2 separate regions of the Mus musculus genome follow, and region 2 is linked to region 1. The links are chromatin loops, found by intact Hi-C in ENCODE. Cell type or tissue: heart. All regions are shown on one strand.

What was found. A loop is a pair of places that touch in the nucleus more often than their neighbours do. Peaks named below come from ENCODE experiments on the same cell type or tissue, not always from the same donor. Only the 100,000 strongest peaks of a DNase experiment are listed, where the experiment ranks them.
Region 2: a loop joins it to region 1, with 2.0 times the contacts of the local background. A loop is called at or near these places in 1 of 42 quality-filtered maps.

What each region holds. Positions count from the first base shown.
Region 1 is chr8:125,347,898-125,351,897 of GRCm38, forward strand. No RefSeq gene overlaps it. Among named protein-coding and RNA genes, the nearest start is that of Gm30713, 36 kb to the right of the region's middle. In heart, no CTCF peak of the experiment used is centred here; DNase peaks (open chromatin) are centred at 1,614, 1,934 and 3,924; H3K4me3 peaks cover 301 bases; H3K27ac peaks cover 4,000 bases.
Region 2 is chr8:125,422,366-125,426,365 of GRCm38, forward strand. It overlaps Sipa1l2 (signal-induced proliferation-associated 1 like 2), which reads right to left. Exons shown (of 22, transcript NM_001357372.1): 20 at 214-337. Among named protein-coding and RNA genes, the nearest start is that of Gm30713, 38 kb to the left of the region's middle. In heart, no CTCF peak of the experiment used is centred here; a DNase peak (open chromatin) is centred at 1,806.

The sequences.
Region 1 (4,000 bases):
CAGGCTGGCCTCATAACAATCTGTCTTCCTTTGCCTCCCAAGTGCTGGGATTAAAGTCACACACCACCAGGCATGGCTAGCTTTAAAAAAATAATAATAATGATAATAATAATAAAACTAAATTTGCTCAGAGATCTTTCTTGAATCCTGTCTTCTTTCTGTCCTGCTTTTGGTACTTCCTTCCTTCTTAACGAAGTCCCCTCTTCCATCCTTCTCTTCCTTACATTGCTCTCCTTCCTCCTCCCCCAACCTCCTTTCTTTAACCATCCTGGCTACCCAAGATCCAGTGTCCAGGGTTTGCCTCAGCACCTGAGTTGCTCCTGTATCCCAGCGCTTCCGGTCTCCTACACCCAGCACTATTGTTGGCTGTGCCCCATCCTTCCCTCCAGGGTACGAAGATGCTTCCCATCCTCCGGTTGAACTCGAGTCAGACACCTGCTCACACACACTGTGAAGACCACTGGAGAACACCTTCCTTCGCCCTAGGCCCTGGTGGGAACAGGGCTCTGAGCTCCCATAATGCCCCGGGGGGGTGGGGGTAGGACAGGGCTCTGATCCCCCACAATGCCCTGGTGGGAACAAGGCTCTGTGCTCCCACAATGTCTTGTTGGGAGGAGGATATAGGGCTCTGAGCTCCCACAGTGCTGGGGGTGGGGGGTGGGGTGGGAGGGGAACGGGGCTGTGGGCTCTCACAAGGAGAAGATGCTTCAGTCCCATAGCTGCTTTTGGAGTCTGGCCACACCCTTAAGAGGTCAGCTGAGTTCTGCCCTAGCCCTGCTAGCCTCGCTAAGGCACGGGCAACCACCCCCACTCCCTCTGTTTATATGGATGTTGTGCGTTGGAGGAACGGGTGCTGTGCTACTTATGATTGAGGGACTTCCTTCTGCCTCCGTCAGCTTTAGAGACACTTTTTTCTTTCTGGTCCACAGGCCTAGGGCTTGTGTTTGTTTCTGACTGTCTTATAAGTACTTTTCACGTTTAAAATGTTCAGTGAGGGTAGGAGCCGGAGAGGGGCCATAGTGAGAGCTCACTTCAACATCAGAGACCCAGTTGTCTTAGAACTTTTCAAGACTGACACATACTCTGGGACCATGGAAAGTTGGCTCATTCCTGCTCATGGGATTAGGATGAGGATGGGGGCCTCGGAAAGCAACTAGAGAGAGGAAGGAAGAACAGGACCATCCACGGGAGGTCACCAAGGCTACAGGCACTGAGGTGGAGCCTTCCCTTGTTCGGATTCTTATGTCCTGAGTGAGTTTTGCAGTGCTCCCTGGTAACCACCTCCTCGGGAGCACTTCATGCTGTAACATATGTGTATATGTAAGATCTGCAGAACATAGACCATTTCCTATGCGGTTGATAACATGGCTAATATCTCACTGTCTGTCTTCACTGTAAGATCAAATGCAAACGGGGAGGGGGGTGAGGGAAGGGCTTGGGTAAGGGGGAGGGGTGGGACACTTTTCTGTTCCCAGCAACAGTGTTGGAACTCCTACAGAATGTGAGCCTGCTCCTGAGGTTAACAACCTTGTCTCCTGGTTGCTGGGTCACGCGGTGTTTCCTCTTAACCAGAGTGCAAGTGTTTGGAGCTCATCATTCAAAGCAAAGTTAATCCCCGAGGACAGGAGCCTGGCTGAGAGCCCAGAGCCTGTTGATTGGAGCTCCGGAATGCTGGGTAGGAGGGCCAGTCTAGAGGGAGGAGCTGCTCATTCAGTGTGGTCTTCACACACTTCTGCATCTAGTTTTGATGACACCAGGTGAAGAACCCGAGAAGATAGAAGCTGGGAGTGGGGGTGGGGGGCAAGTCTCCCCTCTCCCCAAGGTGTGTCCACCTAGGACCTCAGAGGCCACTCCACTTGGAAAAAGGTTCTTTATAGATACTGTCAGTCAACACCAAGTCATGATGAGTTAAGCTGGACCCAAGCCAGAGGTCAGTGTCCTCATAAAGAAAGAGCACTCGGAGACAGAAGACTGGGAACAGGGGCAAGAGGCTGAGTGTCCATGGAGACAGCAGTTGCCCAGGAACAGCACAGGGCTGCTGGCCATCTCTGGGGGCTGAGAAATGAGGAGGAAGGGAACTGAGCCTGCTGGTGCTCTGAGGTGTGGCTGCTTTCTCTTCATAGAGAATTTCTTTCTGATTAGCGTGGTCACTTTGCTTCCTGCAAAGCTTCCTTGCTACTTTTCGATCTGCTCAAGGTTTTATTTCATTCTCAAACAAGAGGCCAACTACCTAGAAACACCCGGTACAAACTGACCAGGTGTCCTTTCAAAATGAAAAAAAAGAAAGAAAGAAAGAAAGAAAGAAAGAAAGAAAGACCTATCAATATTCCAAATTGAAGCACAATTTATACACACTAGATAACAGAAACATCCAAATCTTAAGTGAGGTTTTTGTTGTTATTGTTGTTGTTATTGTTATTGTTTTCTTTTTGTTTGTTTGTTTGTTTTCTGTTCTGGGCCTAGGACCCAGTGTGTCTACACCCACCTTCAGTAAACACTCCACCACTGAGCTACATCTTCAGACCTCTTTTTACTCCTTTTCAGAGAGAGAATCTCATTCGCTCACCCAGGTTTGCCTAGAGCTCACTATGTGGTGGATCCAAAATGGCACCTGACCTAACACTACTCCCTAAAATTCCCCAGCTCTCCAGCAAACCACTTTCTTCTGGTTCGTAAAGGTTTTACAGCCTTTCAAACATATTGCCACCATCTGGGGACCAAGTGTTCAAAGGCACAAGCCTTTAGGGGACACTTTACACTCAAAGCATAACACCTGTATATTTCTGTTCAAGTCAGAGCCTGTGTCCACCAGGGCTTACAGTGAAGGACACGAGACTAGCGCTCATCGTGGAAGCTGTGGAATGACAGGGAAATGTGTTCTCTATGACCACTGTCTGCTGCAGTGGAAAGAGGTTAGAGTGAAGACAGGTAGGGGAAGAGAGATACCTCAGGGAGAACCTGGCAGAGCATTTGTGCTCAGTGCTGTCTCTGTACCACTTTGAGGCCCAGCCTCATCCCACACAGGTGGAGGTCATTGCAGGACCTAATGTATCTAACACCTTGCCCTGCTTGCAGATCCTGCAAACAGAAAGGAGTTGGGACGGCCCTACCAGGCTTCTGGGAGATTCTAGCCTGGGTCCACTTCTGCATCTGCACTTTTAAGAAAACAAGGGTTGTTTTGTTTTGTTTTGTTTTGTTTTGTTTTGTTTTGTTTTTACTGCAGCTCAGTAACAACCAGGAGGTCTTGATCCTGCTTCTGCAATTTGCACTTGAGTTCTGTCTGTAAAATGGGATAATCTAACCTGTGAGCACTGGATACACCGCTGCCAGGACGCTCTGTGGTCAAAGGGGAGCCATGTGAGAAAGCATGAGACGAGATTAAGTTGTGTGACAGTTTCTACTCAGTCATTTTGGTGATGAGTCTAGCTGCAGATACCATCCAGGATTGTTGGCCAGCACAATAGGACAAAGCCTATGTCCTCCTGGGTTTGACAAAGTTGAATCCACAAAGCTGAACATCTGGGCACACAGTGGCTTGTGTCTGGGGGAAGGGTCTCTGTTGGCTTCTCATGGCTGTGTGCTGCTATGTCTGGCAGAGACAACCTGGTAGTCGTGTATGGCGAATACACTGGACGAAAGACAACCATGCAGAGAGCTGCTGTGGCAGCAGGGGAATGTCAGGAGGAGGCATGGCAGCGAGTGGCTTACTGCACTGTGTAAAGACGGAAATGAACCCAACACAAAAGGCAGGAAGAGACGCAGAGAAGAACACAGACAGAGAGACAGGGAACAAGGAAGAGAGACACATGAAGAGAGATCAAGAAACACACAGAGGCAGGTGGCAGGGGCAGGAAGTATTGTCACACTGGAAAACAACATCTACAGACAGTGGACAAAGATGACAGAGTTAGCCAGCAGTGACTGAGTCCAGCCTGTCACGTTTCAGATAAGGAAACCGAGGCTGGTGACTGAGCCTGATCTATTTATAGCTTGTGTCATA
Region 2 (4,000 bases), 74 kb after region 1:
CCTACAGCACGTGTGGCCTGGCTGGCCAAGACTGGATGATGAGAGTCAGTGCCTGGTGCTTTTGTAGAAGTTAGGCAGCTGTCTATGCAGTATGATGGTCACACAGACAAGTGTTATCATTTCTAGTATCTGAGTTAGTCCCACTGCCAGACTCTCTCCAGCCTGGCCCAGGGTCTCTAAGCGTTGGGACAGTGGGAGGGAGGGTCTACATACCCAGGTGTATCCATGAACTCTTTGCCACTGGTGGGATCTACACACAAGGACAGCTCTGGGGCCCCTTCTAGTTCTTGTCCATGCTGGAGGTCGGTCAGGGTACAGAAGGAGGCTACCCTCTGGTCTGGAGATGAGGAACAGAAAGAAAGGAGGTTGGTGAGAGCCACCAGTTCACGTGATTTTGTAAAGACCAATTTACTGAATGGAATCTGCTGACCCTCCTTACCACAATGCCCTGTTTGAAACAAAATGGAGAAACAGAAACTCAGGCAAGCTGGTGGCAATGAAGAAGCATGAGGCTGGGTGCCCTCCACAGGGAGGGTATGGTGCATATACCACAGCTACAGAGCAAGTTGGCTTTCTTCTTTCCACACTCCGAGGAATCTAAAGCTCCTGGCTGTGTGTGGTTTAGCAAGCTGGATGACGTGGCTGGTGACAACCATGGAGATGGACCCTGCTGCAAGCTCCCATGAGCTCGAGAACATTCCCGAGACAGGACAGCCAGGGCACACGTCCCTGTGCACCCCCAACACAGTATGTGGACCACCATGCAGGCGTGCAGACGTATGGAATACAAAACAGGCTACAAAACAGCAAGAACGCGTGTCAATCACCTAGGTAGGAGGCGTGGTGACAGAGAAGCCCGAGTTCTTCATCTGAGTCAAGACCTGAAATAAGATTGAGAATTCTCCTGTGAACAGGAAGATCTCTCTGACCTTGAGGATCTCAGGGACCCTTCTAAGGCTTGAAATACGGGGTTGTGTGAGTACAGCATGCATAGAGTGCTGGCATATGTTTGAATAGGTGTGTGTTCTCTTGTCTCTGAATGTGTAAAGACACAGCCAGGTATTAAATAGTGTCACATACCACGGTGAGGTAACATTTCATGTGTCCTACTTAGAAGTCGGGTGGTAGTGTCTGACACAATGGATCAACCACAGATGCCATCATTTCAGACTGACAGGAATGATCCATGCTTTGAATTTAAGAACAGTGGTGGTGACAGCAGCCAGCTGGGGCCTCTCACTAGAAACTGCACGAAGCTCAGAGGTCCCAGCAATGCCAGCAGCAATAGCCACAAGCAAGTAAGACTCAGGACCTCCTACCACAGGCATTATGAACTTGGCATTCACTGTTTCCAGGAAGTTGGATTGGAAAGAAAAGGAAAAAGGAGCAGCCCAGCCGCTTGGGACTGAACTCTGACCCAGAACTCAGGCTGGCCAGCAACGCTGCACAGTAGGCAGAAAGCACCTTGTGGTTACAGAGCATCACCCTGCCCCTGGACTGAGTGCGTGCATGAATTTGCGGCTGGGAAAGGGGGGATGTGATCTGCCAGCGAGTACTGAGGAGGCCCTCCCTTCTCACAGGGACTGATTAACGGGGAGGAGCAGTACCCAGGCGCACTGGGAGCTCTGTCTCCTGCTGGCTGCTGTGCAGGCCTCTTAATGAGGTGACCTGCCTGTTCGGTTGATGTAGGGTCACATACTACCAGTTAATTAAAAAGGGTAGTGGTGCTGAGGCTGCCAGGAGCACATGATGGAAAGTCACTGCAGCCACACAGCGCTAAAGGCGCAGAAGCTCATGGTGCCCTGGGCCCATCCAGTGACTCGTCACATCAGGGTTTGCCAACTGCACAGCCCCCACCTAACACCTGCCACGGGCATGCAGGTCCTTTAACTGACCTACTCCGACACTCTGACACATGACAGAGATCCTGTACCCACTCAGCCCAACAGGGAGCTGCATTACCCATGTAGCACTTGATCCTCAGCTGCAGGCACATGGTGCAGTAACCTGCACCTTAATGAGCGATGTACTTGGACCATGACCACATCTCAGGCTTGCTCAGCATCTAAGGCACCAACTCTTAGAACCACACCAGTGCTCCTGACATTCTAACGATGAACGGGAGCCACGAACTCCAGGACCTGTGTGTACGTGCATGCTCATGTGTATGTAGGTGTGTGTGCAGACCAGAGGTCCACTCTGGCTACTACTATTCCTTAGGATGCTGTCAATCTTGTTTTTAAAACAGGGCCTCTCACTGGCCTGGACCACTCACTGACTGGGGTGAGCTAGCTGGCTGGAGAGACCCAAGGCTGAGAGCCGCTGCTCTCCTGGTACAGAGATCACCGTGCCTTGTGCGGCACTGATCAGAGTGACCATGGGTGATTTTTCACATAGGTCCTCACGTCTGTGCACCTAGCCCTTTACTGACTGAGCCCTCTCCCCAGCCCTTTACTGCTAGGACTTTTAAAGAGACCCCACTTTCCCTCCCTGCCTCAGTCTGACCCACAGCCAGAATCTTCTACTTGGCTTTGATCCTGTTCATGAGGCCACATCCTGATACACCTGGGTTTAAGTGAACACACTATTCATACATTATCAGAAATGCATGTGACACACTGCCTACAGGATACCGCAGCCCGGCCACACAGAGCACTGACGAGTGCCTGCGGCTCCCTATTATCATCACAGGGCTGATGAAAGTGCAAGCAGCACCTGGGGAGAGGGTCCCGAAGCTGGGCAGATCCCACAGGCAGCTTCTAAGGGAGCTGTGTTGCTCTTGAACCATTGGAAAGTGGAAGCATTATTAAGAAAATGACTCTATAGAAACACATCTCAAGCAGCAGACGATAAACTGGGCACCACATGGTGGACGGCTAAAGGATCTTGCCGTGTTAGGCAAATCTACAGTTCTGTTCAGGAACTCTGACAGGCAAAGGGCATTATCACATTCCATACCAAACAGAATGGGAAATAAACAACTCAAGCTTGAATGGGACCCAGCCAGGTCTTAAAGGACTGTCACAGCACAGGGGAGTCAGTGGCCCAGGTTGACAGCATTAGCACCCAGATCACCCTCTCCTAGACCAAGGAGATGGCTCCATTCTGACACTGTGCCTTTTGGGTTACAATCTGGTCACTTATCTACTGATTCATTCTAACTGCGCTATATTATTTTATATTGAATAACTGGCTATCATTCAGTTCTTAGGAGTGAAATTTCAGGTTTGGGGAGGGGTTGTGGTACATTTTTCTGGTCTGGGTATGAACTGTCACCGTGCTTGAATGAGAAGATGGGTTGCTTTATAATCCACAGAACGACGACACTGGCTTCCAGTGTTCTTTGTGGCTCCCTAGAGCAGCAGCAGCATTTCCCACTCTGAGCAGGCCAGCTTAGTTACTGGGTGTATTCTTCATCGTCTGCACAGTTAGTTACCGTGTGTCTTTTTCAGTGTGCCACACGCACACACACCAGCTGTTCAGCACAGAGGTGGCGTCTTCTGATGCTCATTTTCGCACTGGACACATCCTGGCTTTCACTACCACGTTCATTATAAGCCTTTCTCCACAGTTCACATGTCCCCTTTAAAACTTACTCTTTCAGGTTCATGAAATGTTTAATACTTATGGATGTTTTTACATGGCCATTTTATATTTCATGTTTTCTCATTATTCTGTAATTAAAGCTTCCAAATGGTGATATTGATTATTATTCACTTTTATAAAGTTGACTTTTCTAGTTTCTAAATCTAAATGGTGTATATAAATTGCATTCTCATTTAGTGTTAAATACATTCTGATGCTTATATTCTTTATTTTTTTCAAAAGGACTTATTCTATTTTTGAATCATTATTATGCTATTTTAATTATTATTGATTTATAATAGGTTTCTTGTTGAATACTGTTCATCTTTTTTTAAATGGGTGCAATTAAGTTCTTAGCATATCTTTAGATAGCTGTATTGAAACTGCACTTATCTCAAATTAATTCAAAAAGGAC